Linked DNA regions of Homo sapiens: region 2 is linked to region 1. A link is a loop called in an ENCODE intact Hi-C map of the cell type or tissue named here. Cell type or tissue: HepG2. All regions are shown on one strand. Each heading gives the region's core, and the rest is flanking DNA. Links, peaks and the distances in the headings are about the cores only.

Region 1 (11,528 bases), core at 1,114-9,113:
GACGCATGCTAACTCCAGAAAAAGCAAAACATGAAAAAAATGTGTCTTAGAATGGAAAAATGCAGTAGTTAAACTATTTTTAACTAGAATTTAAATGCAACATTTTAGGATATGAAGCCCTCAACTCATTTCGAAAACTACTGGCTCAGATGACCTCAGCGATAGGAAACCTCTAAAAGATCATGAGTCTAATCAGATAATTTTCTGTGCCTTTGCCTGAGAGTCTAGCTGAAAGTGGTGCCGTTTTTACAGAAAAGGAATAACGTGTCCTGAACTGGGAACCCTTCACCGGCCACCATTCCTGGAGGCGCTTCACTGTGGAGTTTTGGTCACCAGAGGGCTCCAGGGGACTACTGGGGAAGGCCAGGACATGGAAGAGGGCCTAGAGCCAGGGTTACCCGGGAGGGGGTGGACCCATTTTGCCAAGCACCTGAGGACCAGGCCATACAGAATCCTCTCAAAACCACCCGCACACTAGGTGGGAATAAAGGATAAGAGAAATTAATGTGTGCTTAGCATGTGAGAGCCGACATTCATAGTCAGGCTGAGCAAAGAAATTCATACAGAAGGATGAAGCGCACGTTATGAGACAAAGAACACCCAATTATAAGACAGAAAACCTCGGTTCTGGGAAATTCCTGAACTGTTTGCCCGTCCATGAAAGAGTAATAGTGATACCACCTTCTCCACTTTTTCTTGTAACAGAACTGCCCGTTTCTTTCATGCTCACAGCTAAGTGTTTAGTAGAAATAATTGACAAATATAAGGTCATTTCTCTTACACAAAAGGTTCAAGAAAACTGAGAAAGATTTAAAAATTCCCAAATGAATGATTTTTCAAGGCACAATATCTTAATTTACATAAAGAGAAATAATACATTTTGTCTTAAATAAAGATTTGCCCACATCCTAAGTGTGGCATTGTAGAGTAGTTAAGATATTTCTTCAAAAAAAAATTATATCAAAAAATCTGTACTTTTTGAGTGGGGATTATAACACACAAACCTGGTGCAATATATTTAAAACAAAGCAGAGATTAATTAATAATTAATGATTCCCCATCACCATTTTCAGAAAACCCAGTAACTTAGTGCCTTAAGATGTTCAAATCATCCCAAAAAGTTGAGTTATGAAATATTTTCAAAACCCTTTCTCAAGCTTTGCTATTCTAGCTTTAGCTGGAAGAAGAAGCTTCCAAGTTAAAGATGGTAGATGAAATACTGACCCAGTTGTTTCCTTTCCCTCCCAAGAAACCATGATGGTTATCCATCATGGAGAGAGAACAGCAAAGACAAAAATTGATTTGGTGGCCTCGCATCCGCGAGAAGGAGCATCATCTGTGCACCTTCCTGGGGGTGAGGGGCGGAGAAGTGAGGCAGGCGTCAGAAAACAGGAGGGTCGATTAAAATCTGTACATTGACAGTCAACCCTCATTATCCTCCCTCACCGATGCCTGCACCCCACCCCTCGGGTAACCAGTGAGTAGAACACCAACAACCAACAAGCAAGCAGCTGCCTTCCAGAGAGGAGAGGAGAAGGTTTTCTCCAGAGAAAGGAAACCATTGAGACCAAACGCATCACTTACTAACATGTGGAAACCCCATCGACTCCCTGAAGCAAAACCTCTAGATGAGCCTTTCACTAATGATAACACAGACTCATTCTCCTTCTTCACATGTCACTATTAAATGTGAACAGTGAAGAATCACCTCGAGATGAGCCTTTCACTAATGATAACACAGACTCATTCTCCTTCTTCATGTGTCACTATTAAAGGTGAACAATGAAGAATCACCTCTAGATGAGCCTTTCAGTAATGATAACACAGACTCATTCTCCTTCTTCATGTGTCACTATTAAAGGTGAACAGTGAAGAATCACCTCTAGATGAGCCTTTCACTAATGATAACACAGACTCATTCTCCTTCTTCATGTGTCACTATTAAATGTGAACAGTGAAGAATCACCTCTAGACGAGCCTTTCACTAATGATAACACAGACTCATTCTCCTTCTTCATGTGTCACTATTAAATGTGAACAGTGAAGAATCACCTCTAGATGAGCCTTTCACTAATGATAACACAGACTCATTCTCCTTCTTCATGTGTCACTATTAAATGTGAACAGTGAAGAATCACCTCTAGATGAGCCTTTCACTAATGATAACACAGACTCATTCTCCTTCTTCATGTGTCACTATTAAATGTGAACAATGAAGAATCACCAGACATTTCAGGGAAACCAATCCCAATGGGAAAAAAGACCAAGGTAAACTGGGAGGCAGAATGATTGTTGAGAACCTAACATTGTAGCAAAATAAGAAATAAGAGTTTTATATCATCATTCACTTAGTGGTAGTGTCTGGGGTTTCACTATACAAATATATCACTTTGATATATATATATATATATATATATATATATATATACATATACACACACACACACACACACACAGACACACACACACACACACACACACACATATATATATATATATTTTTTTTTTTTTTGGCGGAGTCTCAATCTGTTACCCAGGCTGGAGTACAGTGGTGTGATCTTGGCTCACTGCAACCTCTGTCTCTTGGGTTCAAGTGATTCTCCTGCCAACTTTTGTATTTTAAGTAAAGACGGGGTTTCACCATGTTGGCCAGGCGTGTCTTGAAATCCTGACCTCAGGTGATCTGCCTGCCTTGATCTCCCAAAGTGCTGGGATTGTAGGCATGAGCCACCATGCCTGACCTGACATAGTTTTAACTATTAGAAGAAACCACAGGAAGCTACCATTTGAATAGATCAAACATTAGCAATATATTAAAATATCAGCAATTTCATATGCTCAAGATTATTTTTTAAAAAATAAAAAGAGAAGAGAATTGATTCAATTTCTAGGCCAGCAACCAAAGAAAAAGCAAGAAATGGAAGATTTTACAATTATATAGTAATAGCAAGATCTTACATTTCTATTGAGTTTTAAAGATTACAAAACACATCAATATACATTGCCTTGTTTGATCTTTAAACAACTCTATAATTGTAATTAATATATCTAAAAATTGTAACTCTTGAGAAATCCAGGACGAAACAAATGAAGCCTAAACACAGCTTTAATTTGCCAAGTAATGGGTGGAGAAGGGATCAGAAGCTGGGCTGACTGACCCCACGTCCTCTTCTTCCATTACTTAAAAGAAGTCAGCCAGCACAAAACCTTGGGAAGGACCTGAGATAAAGGCAGTGGGAAAAGAGCAGAGTCAAGGATGATCTATAAACAGAGGTAAAAGAAGGAATGCCTTAAATACAAAAACATATGTCCACAGAGCTGGGAGTTGTACAAAGCCATGTAATTAGAGAACATCATGTTGACAGCAGACTCTTGACCTGGGGGAAAAACGTTCACGACACTGACTCCAAGAAGGATAAACTTGAAGGATTCCAGATGTGAGGCAGTCAAAGCCTCACTTGGAAGCACTGTACAAATGTTCATGTCAAGAACTGAAATGAATTTATACCCACATAAAACTACATGTAGGGGAAGGCTTACTTTGTAAGATGTTTCCGGACACTACATTAGCAGCTGTACCGCACACACTTACACAACACAAACACAGGCAAGCTTGTCACCTGCACAGCTGGAGGGTTAGCCTGGACAGGGCGATTACAGTCTCTCCTGAACCTCTTCCTTCTCGTCCGTGACTGAATCCTATTCACATGCTATAAGGACCATGGGCTTGTGGAATCCAACTTAGCTTCCTTTAGAACCAAAGGATGCCTCTGTGACACATGCAGAAATGACTTCCTTTTATTTTTCATTCAGTCCGTAGGAAGAGAACAGCTGCAAGAGAGAGAAAGAAAATGTACACGGTGGCTAGGTGGAGACGGCACCTGAAGAGTGAGTTTCATGTTTAGCCCCAACAGTTTATAAACATTCATGTGGTGATTAAAGATATTCCCCAAAACCAGAAAACACAACTGAGTCAGCTTCTGTTAGTGAGCATCACGCTGCAACCCAGGGGCCAGATGTCCTTGGAAAAGATCAGAGACATAACACAAATGAGTCAGCTTCTGTTAGTGAGCATTGCGCTGCAACCCAGAGGCCAGATGTCCTTGGAAAAGATCAGAGACATAAAACATCGCCGCCTCTGTTTATGCAACTTACTGAAGTTTACATGGAACCCCCGTGCCCTCCCTGCGTTTAACCTTCTATGCAAATGACAGAGACTGTCACTAGAGAAGGAGCAGTAGATTCTCATCCAGTTCCACAAGTCAACACGAGCATTGTCTCACTCCCCATGTTGACAGCTGCAGAGGATTTTCCATTCCCTGCCCCTACTGCTTCCAAAAACATCGGTTTTACATTGCCATAGCTAATGTTAACACCTCCTAGAATAAAGGGGGAATCACCACCGAGTGTCAGTTCTGGTTCAGACTGTGGAGTGAGGGTGTTATTCTTCTTGCATAAAATGTAGTGACTCCACATTGCACCAGTGGCTTGGTAAAAAAGACAAAATTTCTAGGGAATTAGTATCGATTATTTTTAACTATCATAACCTTGGCTTTATTGACACTTTGTATTAAACAGATCTCACTTGCCAAACGCCACAGGATGCAAGCCAACAGACGGGCCCAGAGAGCTCTCGTGAGCCGGAACTGTCACATAAGAAGCAAAACCACGAGAGAGAGAACACCACCCACATCCAACACAGCATAGCCACCCTGAAAGCCTCAGCATGTAAACTTTCGTGGCACCACCCTTTCTTTTAGAAATGTGTTTAGATTTTATAGACTTTTGCTAGACTTTGTTATGTAAGCTTTATGTACTGAAAGGTCTTAATTAAAGATTTTTAAATGTTGAGTAAAATGTTCACCAGTATAGTTTGTAATATATATATAACAAACCTGTCATATAATTTATTTTCTTTAAAAACAAGGCCCTTATACAAATTGCCCATGGAACTTTTATTTAGAATTTAAGGTCATTTGGGGCTTAGTGTCATATAAACAAAATTCTCCCAATTGCTAGGGTCCTCTTGGGGTGCTGCATTCCTGCGAACCATGATCATGCCAGGCTTTGTCAGTGATTGGAAAAACAGATCCTTCTCTGTCTGGGAGCTCAAATGCCTAGGGTGATGCCAGATCAAGTTTTCATTACTGAGTCATACATTCCTAAATTCAGTGTATCTCAGAAAAACAGACATACCTTTAACTCACAACAGTTTAACCTGACAAAGGTCTCAAATACTTCTATTGCAATAAAAATTGTGAAAAGGCTATCTTGCTAGAGATCTCTGACTCAGAGAAGAAAGTGAAGGTTGGGCATGGTAGCTCATGTCTGTAATCCCAGCACTTTGGGAGGTTGAGGCAGGTGGATCACTTGATGTCAGGAGTTTGAGAGCAGCTTGGGAAACACAGTGAAACCATCTCTGCTAAAAATACAAAAATTAGCTTGGCGTAGTGGTGCTTGCCTGCAGTACCAGCTGCTTGGGAGGCTCAGGCAGAATTGCTTGAACCTGGAAGGTGGAGGTTGCAGTGAGCCAAGATTGAGCCACCACATTCCAGCCTGGGTGACAGAATGAGACTCTGTCTCAAAAAAATAAAAAAATAAAAAATAGGCCAAATAAATAAGAGAGAGAGAAAAGAAAGTGAAGAATCTCAGTGACTGCAGCATTTTGGAACAGAATTTCTTTCAGGGAGGAATAGGGCACTGAGTATAAAAAGCAGCAGTGGAAAGAATTGCACAAACCCCTTTTCCATGCACTAGGTCTCTGGGTATAACTTTTATGAAGTTTAATTTCCTTCTAGTTGAATAAAGGTAGCAATGTGTTGCCTTTTACGTTGTGTATGAAGAGCCTAGAATGATGATCGACACCAAAAAGGAGTCAGTAATTTGATCCATTCACTCTTGGGTGCTGAGCTCCTCAGGGCATAGGCAGGAGGCACAGCTGGAAAGCCACCTGTGGGTGCACAGGTGCTGCTGGAGAGCAGAGTGAAGGAGGAAATAGGACAGGTGCTAAGGAACATGCAGGTGGAGCTGGAACACAGAGTGCAAGAGGGAATAGGCCAGGTGCTAAGGAACATGCAGGTGGAGCTGGAGAGCAGAGTGCAGAAGGGAGTAGGTCAGGGGCTAAGGAGAACACAGGGGCAGCTAGAGAGCAGAGTGCAGGAGGGAATAGGACAGGTGCTCATGAAAACACAGGGGAACCTGGGGTTCAGAGTAAAGGAGGGAATAGGACAGGTGCTAAGCATAATGCAGGTGCAGCTAGAAAGTAGAGTGCATGAGGAAACTAGAAGAGATGCTAGAGGAACACACTGAGATAGGTCCTGAGGGCTCCACTGAACCATACTTATCACTGCGTTTCAGAGTTCTTTCTTCTCATGCATCTATTTAAAAGGTGATCATTTGTGCACACTTTCTATCCTGCAGTGTAGCCATTTTAAGTATTCCTAACTAAATTGAGAGCAATTTAAGAACAGATGTCTTCTTGCACACACATGTTTATAGCAGCAAAATTCACAATTACAAAAATATGGAACCAGACTAAATGCCCATCAACCAACGAGTGAATAAATAAAATATTATATATATTATATATATATATGTATACACACACACACACACACACACACACACACACACACCATGGAATACTACTCAGCCATAAAAAGTAAAAAAATAATGGCATTTGCAGCAACCTGGATGGAGTTGCAGACCATTATTCTAGTGAAGTAACTCAGAAATGGAAAAGCAAATACTATATGTTCTCACTTATAGGTGGGACCTAAGCTATGAGGATTCGAAGGCATAAGAATGATAAAATGGACTTTGGAGACTTAGGGGGAAAGGTGAGAGGGGGTGAGGGATAAGAGACTACACATTGGGTACAGTGTACACTGTTTGGGTGATGGGTGCACCAAAATCTCAGAAACCATCACTAAAGAACCTACGCAAGTAACCAAAACCACCTGTTCCCCAGAACTATTGAAATAAAATAAAATAAAAATAACAGATATCTTATTCCTTTGGTAGTCCCCAGGGCCTAGCTCAAGAATTTACTAAATGCTTGTAAAATATAAGAATAAATGGAACAACTGGGTAAGCACAGCTCATGCAGAGACATCCAGCCGTTTCAGAAGTGTTAAGGTTCAGAGCAGTGGGCCCTGCGTAGGTCCTGGGTCATGGCATTTCCAGGAGGCACAGCCGTTTCAGAAGTGTTAAGGTTCAGAGCAGTGGGCCCTGCGTAGGTCCTGGGGTATGGCATTTCCGGGGAGGCACAGCCATTTCAGAAGTGTTAAGGTTCAGAGCAGTGGGCCTTGGGTAGGTCCTGGGTCATGGCATTTCCAGGAGGTACAGCCATTTAAGAAGTGTTAAGATTCAGAGCAGTGGGCCCTGCGTAGGTCCTGGGTCATGGCATTTCCGGGGAGGCACAGCCATTTCAGAAGCATTAAGGTTCAGAGCAGTGGGCCCTGCGTAGGTCCTGGGTCATGGCATTTCCAGGAGGCACAGCCATTTCAGAAGCGTTAAGGTTCAGAGCAGTGGGCCCTGCGTAGGTCCTGGGTCATGGCATTTCCAGGAGGCACAGCCATTTCAGAAGCGTTAAGATTCAGAGCAGTGGGCCCTGCGTAGGTCCTGGGTCATGGCATTTCCGGAAGGCACAGCCATCTCAAGCCTCCTTATTTATGGTGCGTGCTCTAAACCTCACACAGCACAGGCTTTTCTTTAAAAACATCAAGGTGAAATAAACCACATATTAATCTAGGTGGGCAATTAGAGAACCCACACAATTTAGTTGTATAATAGTAAACTTCTGCTGCATATTTAAAGGAAAATAGATAATATACTTTTTTTAAAAAAAGTGCAAATTATTCCACTATTTCTGAATACTCACTGCTTCCCATTGGAGAAGATGTAACCTAAATTACCACCCCATCTTGAGAAACAATTGTTCTCCTTTTATTTCCTTTTTATTTTCCCTTTTTTCTATTCTGGGCTTTTAATAATGCTTAGTCATATGATTTACTTAGATAACTTCAGGAACCAGCCTTAAAAAACTAAGCATAGAATCAAGGTTGCAGATTACCCCACCCTGGGAAGAATTCTGAGCAGTGAGTCTGCATTCCTGTTGCAGTCAAGCTGATGCCAGGGAGACCATCAGGTGACCATTGCTCAAGACAGTCATTGAGACCACACACACTGACCCACACATGGTCAAGCCCTGCACATAATTTCTCTACATCCTCCCCCCACAAAAACCTTCCAGCCAGCCTGAGAAACTTGAGATGTTCTTTGCAACACTGGTCTGCCATCTTCTCAGATTGTCAGATTTTGGGTAAACCCACTTTTGTTCCCACCAACTCTTGTCTCTTGAGTTTGGTTTTCAAGCAGCAAGCAGCCAAACCTGGGTTCAATTACAATTTGTGGCACCCAGCATGGTGCTGTGCACCTCAGGTGATCTAGCCTGCCTAGTTTTCAGTGGGTGGAGAAGTTGTCCTAAGCAGCATGTCAGAACTTACCCATTCACGCTACTGGGCAGAGCAACAACTTGCTCAAGAGTGCCAGCTGATCATGGCTATCTGACCCTGTGGCTGGGGCCAGGATTCCAGGAACGTCCCAGCAGCTACCAACAACTCTTTTTCTTGGAGATTTTCCCTTTTCACCCCTACGAGGCATCAGCTGCCTGCAACTCTCAGCTGGTGCAAGAAAAAGTGGTATCTGAGGAGTTGATGGCTTCAAGACTGGGTAAGTCAAGCAAATGTGCACAGTGGGATTCTCTCTCTCTGACATTTGGGCTTTAGTGCCATTTGGACCTAGCACAGGTCGTTTGTGGTACCAGATTGTGTGAGATAATATTCTAAAAACAAATACCTAATGTTAAATGACGAGTTACTGGGTGCAGCACACCAATATGGCACATGTATACATAGGTAACTAACTGGCACATTGTGCACATGTACCCTAAAACTTAAAGTATAATAATAAAAAAAAATCTCTCCTGTCTCCCTTTTTGAGTATTAGTTTGGGAGTCCTCCATTTGTGTCAGTTTCCATTTGTTTGTTATTTAATGGTTTAAAAACACGGGCAAATTCAAAGGCATGCCAGGTTTTTTCTTTTTGCACATGTTTTAAAACGAAAGGACAAATTACAGTAAGAAAAATTTAGAACTGAAATGATTAACCTGCAACTTTAGAGTTAAATAGAGTCCTCTGAAGCTCTCTATGTCTATTTCTTCATTTTCTTTTCTGCCTGCTTTGAATATGCTATATAGTTATTAAGCTACTGGTGTTGAGATAAAGCTCACTACAGTACTACTAATTCAAGGTTATTTGGATTTTTTAAATACATTTATCCAGTTCAAGCTAAAATGTAAACATTAAAAGCTCATTTAAAACAGAAAGAAGAGTTAAAAAGATTTTAAAAAATTGAACTGCCATGAAAACTGCTTTACCCAAAATTGTGGTCCATAGCTTTTATTGGATTTACCCACTGGGGCAAACAAAATGTAGCCATTTGGACAGGTCCCAATTTTGTCAAAAATAATTTGGGTTCATATATCTTTTATATGTTCATGAGTTTGTGATGCTATCTAATGGCTAGAGTTTCAAGGTAAAAGCTATTGGATCTTTGCTAGTGTGTGTATACATGTTTAATGTGTTGATGTATATGTATGTGTATTATGTTGTGTGTTGTGTCTAGCATGCTACCAAATTAGATTATAAATAAATGCTCATAAATCAAATGAATAAGTTCAAATGCTTTTCAAGTTCATAAGACTTAAGAAAATCTTTAATAAATAAAATGCTTTTTAAATTATTGGTACAGTAAAAATAGAACTGTATTTAGAATTGTCAGCATATGTTTTTGCCTGGGTTTAATGGTTATTTTGTATTTGCCTCTGCTGGACATTTTAGGGTGTCAATGTTTGGCATGTGAGTTATAGGACTGGAAACCCAGCCAAAAACAGAATAATCTTTGTTTCTGTGATTGTTTTTTGACAAATGAGATTGATTTAAAATTGTTGGCTCAATAAAAACAGCTGAATCTTCTGAGTTATCAGCAAAATACCTATCTCCTTTAACTTTAGAATTCTTACTTTGGTAAAAACTTGATGTTCACAGGTTTTAAAAATGGCTAACAGAAATAACTTTAAATAATGACTAGATTTTTTTCTGATATCTTAATTTTCAGAAGTAATCTAGATAGGCTGTTAAAAATGAAAGAATTGAGTACACATAAATGAGATAAATGCTTGTAGGTAAACTTTTTGCATAACTTAAAATCTTAAAATTATTTTCAATTAAATAATGGATGCTCATTGGATGTCTGGATCATGTTCAGTTAAGAAAGGGTTACAATATAGAGACATAATTTCTAAAAATTGTAGAGTGGTTTCATCTATAAAATCCTAACATCTTATAGACAGTTCAGGATTTCTTGCTTCCTGGTTTGAACTAAAATTTAAAGTTACTAAAATAAGAAGTATAGTTAATATATAATTATGCAAGTTGTGTTCTTATTACAAATAATAATTTTATGCAATTTGGAGGTTAAGAATTATTTATAAAAAAGATAAAAAGAAATCAGTAGGTAGAAGAGACAGTTGTGAAAAAATTATAGATATGAAGATATATTTTTGGTAAGGAAGGTTATTAAAAAGAGAATAATTTTGTGTGAAAAAGAATCTTATATGGCAAATTTTTGTTCTGAAGTAAAATCACTGATTATTTTTAAAAGAGGGACATATAGAACACATCAAGAAGTCCAAGCATGTTGTCAATGGTCTCCATAAGTCATAATGAGGTTTGTAAAAGAAAATTTACAAAACAAATTTTATATGTAATTAAGTTGGCTACAACAAAAAGAAAATTATTTATAGTAGTCTTTCTAAGATTGGTCCCCTACTGTTAAAACATAGTTTTCTTAAGTTATTAACTTACTCTTAATAAAATTACAAGAGGTTTTGATTTTAATTATATAACCTGTTTCCTTTTGAAAACTTCTCAGATTCATATCTCAGATTCATATCTCAACTGTTATTGTGTCTTGCTGCTTTCAGTTTTTTCTCCCTTTGAGAAGCCCTAACATGATAACTCTTTCCTAAAACTTTTTCATTAGCACCAGTAACTTTTCCTCCAGTTCTGACTGTTGTTGTGGCCTAATGTTGAAATACTTTATCTTAAATGTCTAAGAAAGTGATGTTTTACTGCAGTATAACTTGCTTTTGTACTTTTGGCTTTTCTTGATATGTCTGAATTGTTCCATGTAACCAGAAAACTCCTCCTACAGTTACTAAGAGTCATGTATTTCTCTGCTATACTCATAACTTTGAACACTCTCTTCCTGTGTTTTATTAAATTCAAGTACTCTTTTTATCACATTTGACTTCCAGGTTATCTAAATGGGCTTCCCATAAAGAGAAGCAATCACACTGCAGGTTTTTCTTTGCCTTTTTGGTAACTGGCCTAAATGATAAAGATTTTACATTTTATCAAAATAATTTCTATATTATATTTGAAAGTTTTTTTATTGCTTAAGAA
Region 2 (11,528 bases), core at 1,333-9,332, 58 kb after region 1:
GTCTCAAAAAAAAAAAAAAAAAAAAAGAAAGTGTCTTATGAATAGAAAGAGAAGTTTTCATAAATTATAGCAATGACAATTTGTCTCATGTATTTAGAAGAGGCTGAGCACTTATTTTACTCTTAAATATGTTAGTTCTTCTATTTAACTCTAAAGTTTAACAATGTATCTTGATTTCTTAATGATAACATTTAATAATTACTTAATTACAACTGTATTTGAATTGCAACAAAAATATTTACTTTGAGAGCCAGAGTTCAGCTGGACTGGTGCAGATGACTGCTGTGGTCTTGACAATGGCTTTGGAGGTAATTCTTTAGCCTGGGAGAAACAAAAAGATAAATACACATAATTTTAAAATCTTGTTTTTACTTAGGCACATATAACTCTTTTCTAATGAGGTTATGTAGCAAACTTTTATCATGTGTGCTTATTAATGTGGCACTCTCAAAGCTCACATGCACCCCTCTGGACTCTATGTAATTGAACTGGATGACAAGACTCAGATGTGGACAGGGTGTGCTCTTCTCATGCCTGGAAGCTAACCTCCCCCAGGCACCTCTGACCACCTGTGCAAGGTCTTAGGGAGCTGCAGGGACGGTGGTGTAGTAATTGGTTTAGCAAGCAACTGGCAGAGGCAGTGACAGACAAACTCTAGGCTTCAGTTTTTATTCCATGAAACAGGCATCATACCAACTCTGAAAGGTGCTGTGGAACATCATGAACAATGCACACAAATCCCTCGGTGCCCCAAGGCCTGACATACAAAGGCGTCAGTATCTGCAACTATTATTCATATATTATTATTGAGATAAGGTCTTACTCTGTTGCCTAGGCTGAGTGCAATGGCATGATCTTGGCTCAGTGCAACCTCATGGGCTCAAGCGATCCTCCTGTTTCAGCCTCCTGAGTAGCTGAGATTATGGGCACACGCCACCATGCCCAGCTAATGTTTCTATTTTTATGGTAGAGAGGGGGTTTTGCCATGTTGGCCAGGCTGGTCTGAAACTCCTGATCTCAAGTGCTCCACCTGCCTCAGCCTCCCACATATTATTTGTATTATTGATACAACAAAGTTCCATCCTTGGAGAAATGCAATCACAGAGGACAAATTATGTTTTTCCCTGAAATCTGTACAGAGGAAATGTCAAGGTAGCATGACCTTTTCACAAGAATGTGAAGTCAGTGAAACTACGAAGGAGGCTTAGTAGGTTCTTAGGAACCTGATATCAGGGACAGAATGTTCTACAGAAAGAGATTTTCTGAGAATACTGAGTGAAACATAAAACCAAACGGTACAGAAGACTTCCTCTGCTCCCTTGCTGCTTTTCTTGCATTGATTCGTTGTCCTTCATTTTCATACTTTTCAGTAAAGGAATCAAGAATTTCATAAAGATCTTCGGCTTGAGCAGGCCGCGGTGTATCTCCAAATAAAATGTCATAAGCTCGGATATCTTGACAATAAAATCTAATGGGAAATATAAAATTAAAAACATTTTAATATACACAAATCTTTTCTAGAGTTAAACATAGCATGTGCGCACACACGGTGTGTATATATAATCATTCATACATAGCACTTCATATACACTACTTTTTAAACACTAACTTTAAGCAATATCCCATGTTCAAGTCTTAAATGTACCCCAAAGTTCACTTCTACAGGCAACTACCATAAATATCCTTATATGTATCCTTTCTTTATTAATATAAAAAGCACATCCACATTATCATGGAAATACTTATACTTGCCCATATATATACATACACATATTCATATATAAACACATATAAATATACACACAAGCACATACATTTTTATAGGTTTTTACTTTTTAAATTTCTTTAAAAAATGGTACCTATAACTGTGGCTTTGTAATTTCCTTAAAATATTTATTTTTATCAAGATTAAATAAACATTTGCCTTACATGCTTGGAGGTCCTGCCATTCATTAAGCAACATATTTGTTTTAGTTTATCCAGGGTTTAGTTGAACTTTAGTGGGAAGGCCTGCCAACGGGCTCGAACCAGAAGTTTCTAAAAGCATTCTTTTGTTAACTGTTCTCAAATTAATAAAGCCAGGAGTTAACACATCACTTTTGATTTTATAAGATGAATAGTTCTGAAAACCTTATTTTTCCCCATCCCTCCTATTTTCTACCTCTTGTGGTTTATATTTAGCTTTATTAAATAGTGCTGTTCAGTTCCTGAATGACTCGGTGGGGTAAACACTGGATGCTTTGTCTCGGATAGTGGCGGGTCTGTCTGCCACGCGTGGCGAATTTGAATGGCCAATGCCAGCAGTGCCAGCCGATCAAGCTGGCAATGATGGAACTTCTGCAGGTTCTGGAAGAAGTCCTGCTGTCAGTCTTAGCTCTTTATCTCTTTCTGGGCCTTTACACATATTTTAGTGGCAATTTGTAAGAGCCACTTAATTTGCATCTTTGGGAAAAATCAGCCAGATGCCAATTTAAAGTAGAAGTTTCCCTTTACCTTTTAGGATACTTCCAGATTCTTTTTTTTTTTTTAAATCAAACTGTATTTTAAATTGCTCTCTATTTGACATGAGAAAAGACAAAGGTGGAGTGTAGAACAGGAAACCTCACAACAAGGAATACTGACTGACACATGAGTTGTAACTGGTGTGCCTTCCACAAACATCTGAAAATCACTGAAATCGGTGCATCCAACTAAGAGTATTACTAACTTATGTTTAAGTTTCTTTTTTTTTTAATATACTTTAAGTTCTGGGGTACATGTGCACAATGTGCAGGTTTGTTGCATAGGTATACATATGCCATGTTGGTGTGCTGCACCCATCAACTCGTCATCTACATTAGGTATTTCTCCTAATATTATCCTTCCCCCAGCCCCCAACCCCCTGAAAGGCCCCAGTGTGTGATGTTCCCCTCCCTGTGTCCAAGTGTTCTCATTGTTCAATTCCCACCTGTGAATGAGAACATGTGGTGTTTGGTTTTCTGTCCTTGTGATAGTTTGCTGAGAATGATGGTTTCCAGCTATCTTAAAATGCGAAGTGGAAAAAACAGCATTTACAACTGAATATATATGGTGATTATCATCATATATGGCAAAACAAAAAAAATTATGCTTAGGAAAATGTTGGAAGGCAGTAAAGCAAAATGTGAATTGTGTTAGTCTTTTAAAGGGATCGAGTTTTTTTTATTTCTTTTTCATGTGTCTTCTGCATTTTCTACGAGCATATATTATTTGTATATTTAATTTTTAAATGTAAGATACACACTTAAAACCACATGTTGTAAAAAGAATATATAAATGTACTCTGCAAATTATATCAACTTTTGAAGTACTATTTTCTCATCACACTTTCAATTAAAATCACTTTAACTTGAACTGACTTTCTATTAGTTTCTTTCCTTTCAATCAAACAGCTCCCTTCTAAAGACACGCCTGCAAAGAGTCCCCTTGACTTGCAGTACGTGAAGACGGCAGCGGAGCTTCTCAGGGCCACGTTTCCTTCCAAGTTCCTGCAAAGCACAAGATTTTGCATCACAAAGCTGTGAGCAGCTCCAAGCCGAGGATCACTATTTAAATAGCACTCCTTCTAGCTCAAATGAATTATTTTGTTCTGTACCTTCTTCAGCTGTTTCTATGTTTTACTTACTGTAGGCCTAAATTAGATGTTTTAATGTGGCCTAGAGGAAAAACAGGCCGGGGGAAGAACATACATGAAATTATTACAGAAGGCTCTGGTAACATAGAACTGTGTTGAAAAAGAATACAGTGCAGCATGTGTAAATATATTTTAAAAATTTGTAAATCTGACATTTTCCAACCGGATCTTCCTCTCTTAAAACTGGGAAATACATCTCAAGAGTGCTAAAGAATTTGGATTATTTTTGCATTGAGTATTTTCATGGAACCAAGAAACATTTTTAGATGATTTTACTGTGTAACTTCTATAAATAGTGTGGGTATAAAATATCTCTACATTGCACAATTAATCCAAGACTAGCATTTCATTAATAGAGAAGAAAAATACACTTTAAGTACTGTAAACACGGCTCAAAAAAAACACATCCATATCCAATTTTTATGATTTACTTTGAAAAAAGCTCTTTCTTTCCTAATCGAAGCTTAACTTTATCATAAAATCTGACTTGTGTTTGGCTCTCTCAAAGCTTAAGGTGGATTTTATGTTCAAGTCTGACAGATACAATGGCCTATGCTTCCAAAACATTTCATTATTTCTTGTGTGTTCTGGTTTCAGATTTTCTAGCTTATCTCACTGGCTGTGTTTTGTGAATTTCCTATTTGTGATGACCTCAAATCTTTCGGGCATGTATAAATCTGGGGATGTACAAATCTGTTCATTTTAATTCAAGTTTCCTATTAATGCAAAATAAAATATGCAGTTGTTAAACCTTTACTGTCTAACATCTATTTAAAGAACTCACCTTCCCAAGGGCCCAACCGCCACAGTCAAGTTCCCTCCGAGGGTCAGATTTCCGCCTTTTGCAAAAGCTTCTACAGCACGGTCATAATTCAGAATTATCACCAAGTCTGATACCTAAAGTGTAGAAACCCATGGATTTAAAAATCGTTAAGACTAAATATCATTTAAAATTCATCTTGACTAACACTCAACTACACCATATGCACTGTAGCAAAACATCAATAGAGACAGGAAAGAACGTGAGACAAGAGCCATATTTTTATTTTGAGCTGATGAATTATGAAGCCAATATTGCCACAGGTAATTACAACAAACCTCAGCGAGCATTTACTGTGCACCATGTGTATACTATGAGGTTTACCTGCATCATGTCCTTCAATCTTCCACACAACCTGGTCATGTAGGTGGTGATCCTAAGGTTTAGTGGGGTTAGGTAAACCGTCAGTGCTAACAAGTCAAACAAAGGTTGTTGGAAGGGATCCAACATGCTCTCTGATCTCATCAGACTAAACTTTGTAAAAGCCAAGCCCGAAGAGCACAGCACCAGGGACGATGGTGCTGAAGGTCCTGAGAGCCTTTCTACACTCTCCTCCTGGCCAGGGGTGTGCTCCTTACCAGGAAGCTGTGAACCTGGGCCACTTCACTATAGGTCACAGAAGCTCAACACACCAGAAAGCAAAGCAGTTTCCATTAGGAATGCCTATTTCCATGACTTAATTTTTCTTTTTTTTTCCTTGAGAAAGAGTTTCACTCTTGTTGCCTAGGCTGGAGTGCAGTGGCGTGATCTGAGCTCACTGCAACCTCCGCCTCCCGGGTTCAAGTGATTCTCCTGTCTCAGCCTCCTGAGTAGCTGGGATTACAGGCACGTCACCATGTCCGGCTAATTTTTTGTATTTTTAGTAGAGATGGGGTTTCGCCATGTTGGCCAGGCTAGTTTTGAACTCCTGACCTCAGGTGATCCACCCACCTCGGCCTCCCAAAGTGCTGGATTACAGGCGTGAGCCACTGAGCCCAGCTGACTTAATTTTTCTCTAAATAAAAGAAGAAACTACAATGAGATTCAACTGAATGCTCAAGGCAGGTCAACACAGTGAAAGCATTTGTTACTCAAATTAATCACTGCAATGTGGAAGTCCAAAGTTAGAACTGAAAAATAATATGACCCATCAAATGAGAGGCAGCATGGGTCAGGGGAGGCAGCATGGGCCAGGGGAGGCAGCAGCATGGGCCAGGGGAGGCAGCATGGGCCAGGGGAGGCAGCATGGGTCAGGGGAGGCAGCATGGGCCAGGGGAGGCAACAGCATGGGCCAGGGGAGGCAGCAGCACGGGCCAGGGGAGGCAGCATGGGCCAGGGGAGGCAGCATGGGTCAGGGGAGGCAGCATGGGCCAGGGGAGGCAACAGCATGGGCCAGGGGAGGCAGCAGCACGGGCCAGGGGAGGCAGCATGGGCCAGGGGAGGCAGCATGGGTCAGGGGAGGCAGCAGCATGGGCCAGGGGAGGCAGCAGCACGGGCCAGGGGAGGCAGCATGGGCCAGGGGAGGCAGCAGCATGGGCCAGGGGAGGCAGCATGGGTCAGGGGAGGCAGCAGCATGGGTCAGGGGAGGCAGCAGCATGGGTCAGGGGAGGCAGCATGGGCCAGGGGAGGCAGCATGGGCCAGGGGAGGCAGCATGGGCCAGGGGAGGCAGCAGCACGGGCCAGGGGAGGCAGCAGCATGGGTCAGGGGAGGCAGCAGCATGGGTCAGGGGAGGCAGCATGGGCCAGGGGAGGCAGCAGCACGGGCCAGGGGAGGCAGCAGCATGGGTCAGGGGAGGCAGCAGCATGGGTCAGGGGAGGCAGCATGGGCCAGGGGAGGCAGCATGGGCCAGGGGAGGCAGCATGGGTCAGGGGAGGCAGCAGCATGGGCCAGGGGAGGCAGCATGGGCCAGGGGAGGCAGCATGGGTCAGGGGAGGCAGCAGCATGGGCCAGGGGAGGCAGCAGCATGGGCCAGGGGAGGCAGCATGGGCCAGGGGAGGCAGCAGCACGGGCCAGGGGAGGCAGCAGCATGGGTCAGGGGAGGCAGCAGCATGGGCCAGGGGAGGCAGCAGCATGGGCCAGGGGAGGCAGCATGGGCCAGGGCACCCCTGGGTGTGAAGAACCAATGTCCATCCCAGCTCCGCTTCTCGAGAGCTGTGGACTTTGGGGTCTTTTAACCAGTCTTTGTGTCTCTGACTGTTCTGTGTTTAAAATTTGCTTACTAGGACCTACACCTCATGGAACTACTGTGAGAATCAGATATAGGCGTCAAGTGTACCTGGGAAGTTGAAACAGTGCTGGCATGGGGCTAAGAATTTGGGCTCAAAATTAAAAATAGTTAGGTGGGAACTCCATTACTCCCTTTTGCATGCTGTGCGACCTTGGGCAAATCACTGAGCTGCTGAAAGCTGCAATTTCCTTCTCTGGAAAATGGGTGTAATAATAGTGGCACACATTCAAGGCTGTTTACGGATGAATTGAAATCAGTTCAATAAAACATGCAAAGGTCAAGCAGACTCGTGCTTAAAATATGCCTTCATTATACAGTTATTCACATTTTTTAATCAAATCAATGCTCTCAAGTCAACATTTTTATATGAGTGACAGAAAAATCCTGTTATAACCAAATGAGATTATACTTGAAAGGCCCTAAGAGAGTTCCTGATGCAAGTATGTTCTTAATAATGTTCAATTTGAATCATTTTATGAAATAAAATACACTTCAGATCTGTAGGTCAAACTAAATCTACCAGAGAGCTGACCCACACAAGATGCTTCAGCTTGACGCTTGCCAACTGTTCATTTTATTTTACATATAGACAATTTCTGAGGGTTATGGTGCTGAATGGCAGATAATTATTTAGCTTTTCTTATGCAAAGTTAAGCATTTTCACCAGTGATTGTATAACCTGTATCTTGTATGTATTTTTAGATAACAAATTTGCCTTCCATAATGCTTCCCACATTTCCCACTCGGAAAATACAAAGTACTACCCATGACCTTGTAGCTACACTGGTTCTTATGTTCCGCTTCTGCTTGGTACATCGTGGTACAGTTAAGTAAGGCCAAGCTATGAGAGGCAGCTGAAGGAAAAACAAAGTCTTTTGATTTTTTTTGGTCTGATCTCTCTTTAGTTCTTTTGAAATAAGAATAAGAGAATATTGTGTTTTTTGGTGACACTACCAATTAGCCCGAGAACCAGGTCAAAAGCTCTGCAGACAGCTTGGCGAGCATGTGAGCAGCAATGGCCCTCAGTTTATTTCCACAGCTTAGAAGAAGGAGCAAGACAGATTTCCTGCAGGAATCTGGAGGAGCTGAACAACACATTGGGACGGCACTCTCAGAAAACCCTGTAAGCATTTGATAAGACTTCTTTAGAAGTCTGCATTAAAACTCAACTACATAACAGTCTGATCGAAGAAATAAGACTTGTGTTTTATTTATAAGATCAGTAGGGTGAGTATGGTTCACAATAATCTATTGACTATTTCAAAATAGCTAGAAGAGAACTTGAATGCTTCCAGCCTAAAGAAATGACAAATATTTAAGGTGACAGATACCCCAATCAGACTGATTTGATCTTTACAAATTGTATGCATGTATTAAATTATTACAAGTACCAGGAAAATATGTAGTCCACTATAAATCAAAAAAAAAATTAAAAAATAAAACTGAATAACTCAGATGCAAGTGTTTCAATTAAATAAATTCTTAAACATTAGAATGTGAAAAACCACAGCTGCCATGCAGGGGAAGCTGCGGGAGAGAAATGTCCCTCTTCTCTGCGACTGAATTTCCTGAAAGCAGCTGCTGAGAGGGTACCACCCCATCTCCCTCTTGTGTGGTCAGCCTGCTTCACACCCACACAGCTGAGTCCCGGGCTGTTGTCCTGTCAGAGCATCACCCCCTTCTGGATGATTGACTGCTGTCAGCCTTCAAGCCCCACATCTGGACAACCCGCTAAGAAAGCTGGGCTTCCTCCTCCACCCTGCCGTTCTCTCACGCCACTCTTGGGCTGGCCTTGGAGCCTGCCCCAATCTCCCTAAAAGCCTCACTACATGGGGAATAAACCTTTTCCTCCCTCCTTGTGTGTGTGTGTGTGTGTGTGTGTGTGTGTGTGTGTGTGTGTGGCATGGCCAGTCTCAATATGTAAACCAAGCTTAAGTGGAGCGTCCTTCCAGCAACAACACCCCCTCCATTCCTCAGACCAACAGATCTTTTCCTTACATCCCATTCTTAGGGGGCTTAGAAACTGGACTCTGATCTCTAACAATAATTTATCCTCAACTTAAACCCAAATACCTTCCTCTTCAGTAAAGTGAAAGGGCCCATGTAAATTCTCCCTGGAAAAAGCAGTCGTTTTTGTTTTTTCAAATTCCAATCTTGAGTAAAAGCCAGACTGCTCTGGCTTGATGACCCAGTGTGAGCTCTAGCTCTGGAAACACAGCAAAGGACTGTACATGTCCAAAGCCAAGCCAGCAGCAGGACTTTCTGAGCTTTGGGCTTTGCTACAACTGTCATCCAAAAAGAAACCGTTAGTGGTATTTAAAGCAAATGTAGCATTGTCTTTCCTCAGACCACTGACTTTCACGACTTCACTTCTCACAATCTCAACTCTCTTTACTAATCTCTCTCTCTTTACCACAAAAACTTCCCCCTCCCCCAAATTAATCCCTAATCCAGATACACGTATTCAGTCACTAATTTAGACAATTATTCAGTACCTCTGATGTTCCAAGAACCAGGGAACTCTCCACCCTGTAGAATCTGGGAGTCTAAAGGTTGAGATTGTCGAACATAAATTAACCCCACGCCGGCCTTCTGGCTAAGCTTAGGGTCACTTACACTTATGCCCCTGGAAGAATGAGTCTGACATTCACTCTCCAGTGAAACCACAGCACGATGCAATAAGCTATCCAGGAGCAGCCTCAGACAGCAGTGGCTGTTAAGCAGCATCCTTTGCACAACTAGACCTTGTTAGTTAAGAGAACTGACCTTAAGAACAGGCCATTAATGAACACACAATTAAGACTGCAATCTTTTTCCACCAGGATTCTCTAGGAGAATTAAGCACGAATGTCCTAAGGCATCCATTGCAACTAATAGGTTAGCATCTCCCCAGATATTCTAGAATAATAGTACAAATAATTAAGAAGGTGGTACTCCAATCCCTTTCTGTGTTTGGAAGGTCAGATGAAGAACCTGGAGCAAATGTAACATTTTTGCAGCACTGGATACACCACGTGGAAGGTACGGGAGATGTCCGGAGAAAAACTGAGACTGACCCAGGCAAAAAACAATGCGCCACAACTTTAGCCCAGAACAGGCAAGCTTTGTTGCCAGTCACAAATATCAGAAGTGAAAGGGGGTATTTAAGGACCATTTTATTCAACTTAAAAATTTTTTATTTTACAGATTTGATTCAGGAAGATTAAGTACTTTGTTCACTGTTCTATAACTAACAAAAGAAGAGCTAAAACTTAACAATTACAGTTGAATCTCCATCCCACTGTAGAATGTATCTACAAATCAGAATGACACTGCAGTGGTGGCATAAAGAGGCCACAGACCCTCTCCACAGCAAAATAACCGTAACTGGTAAAAATTATTTTAAAAATTAACACTTCTGGAAATTGTCCTAAGGGCATATGGCAAGTGAAGAAAATGAAGACACATTGATTCAATGAACACTATTAAATATTGGTAAGGAAGAGAGAGTTGGTGACATTTGAGCTATAACCTGTGCCCCGCTGCAGGTCAGCCTGATGGAAGCTCCTCTTGGGGAAGGGGGTTTGCAAGAACACAGACTTCCTTCCCCCAGCCCCTGGTCAGGGCTGCAGTATATCCACAGGAGAGGCTTCTGCCAGCATTTCTCTTCCCACAGCTCCTTGTACAGAAGCTCCATTCCAGGCAAGAGCAGCTGAGAGGTCTGGAGCTTCCTTCCTCCACCCAGAACCCATGTGTAAGTGAAGGCTCCAGCCTAGCACAACAGTCCAGGAGCACCAGGACCCCACTCACTCTTGCCCCAGTTCACCTGTGGGGCAAAAGCTCCACCCTGACAGAGGCAAGCCAAGCTACTACACCACCCAAGGCTGCAGGGATGTCACTCCAAGAGAAGGGAGCCACTGCCCCAGCCTCCAGCTCTGGAGCAACGGCACAGAGATCTTGGGCAGACAGAGAGACAGGCTGCAAGAGCAGAGAGCTCCAAAGCTCTCCCCAAGGGAAGTGAAAGCTTTTGGAACACAGGGTGGGGAAGTTCAAAGGTGCTGTCAAAAATGATGCTTTTGGTGATAAACAGGTAAGATGAGGTATTTAGCTCCATGACAGCAACAAGCTAAACCATTGGTGGTCTAGAAAATTATCAGGGAGAACCAGGGACAGAGATAGCTAAGAAGAGCCCTCCTGAAATAGAAATGAGCCTCAAAGACTACCTGTGCACAGGAGCACAATTTTAACTGGATCAAACTGTGGAGCAATTTATGTCCCCAGGGCATTGTTGGAAACAATGGAGCAATCAGCAGGCAATTAGTGGAGGCTAACAACAGTGTGTAATACCAATGGAGACAAACAGCTTAACAGACAGGTCACGGACAGGGACAGTCAGAACACCTGTCATCTCAGGAAAACTATATGCATGCCCATAGACAACATTGGAGGCTTCACAGTAGTGGGGCACAGAATTCATTCAAACAGTCCAGCCATATCTCTAAACAAACAGCAAGCAAACAATAAGAGGCTCCTAGGGGGAGAGGTTGAGCACCCAGAGTTGATACAATATAATATCTAAAATTTCTGATTCTCAACCAAAAATAATAAGACAAAGAAGTGGGAGAGTGTGACCCATACATAGAAAAAAAATTTAAAAAGGAAGCAGACGAGAATGACTGCTGTTCAGATGGTCCAGCTATCAGATTTAGCAGACAAAGACTTTAAAACAGCTGTCATAAATATGTTCAAAGAATTAAAGAAAACTATGGTTAAGAAGTAGAAAAACGTACAATGAGAATATCTTATTGAATAGAGAATATTGATAAAAACATAAAATTATATAAAAGAACCAAATGGAAATTCTGGAGGT

Evidence for each region. Hi-C counts contacts between places; a loop is a spot of excess contacts. Peaks named below come from ENCODE experiments on the same cell type or tissue, not always from the same donor. Only the 100,000 strongest peaks of a DNase experiment are listed, where the experiment ranks them.
Region 2: it touches region 1 in a loop (2.7-fold over the local background); 4 of 110 quality-filtered maps call a loop at or near these places.

Annotation. Positions count from the first base shown.
Region 1 is chr2:171,938-183,465 of GRCh38, forward strand. It overlaps LOC105373324 (a long non-coding RNA gene), which reads right to left. Exons shown (of 4, transcript XR_922689.3): 2 at 3,621-3,831. Among named protein-coding and RNA genes, the nearest start is that of SH3YL1, 86 kb to the right of the region's middle. In HepG2, for the core only: no CTCF peak of the experiment used is centred there; DNase peaks (open chromatin) are centred at 3,684, 4,134, 4,624 and 5,144; H3K4me3 peaks cover 1,588 bases.
Region 2 is chr2:229,724-241,251 of GRCh38, forward strand. It overlaps SH3YL1 (SH3 and SYLF domain containing 1), which reads right to left. Exons shown (of 10, transcript NM_015677.4): 5 at 4,437-4,549; 6 at 3,378-3,506; 7 at 1,300-1,468; 8 at 243-321. Among named protein-coding and RNA genes, the nearest start is that of SH3YL1, 29 kb to the right of the region's middle. RefSeq lists a silencer at 8,193-8,393. In HepG2, for the core only: no CTCF peak of the experiment used is centred there; a DNase peak (open chromatin) is centred at 4,908.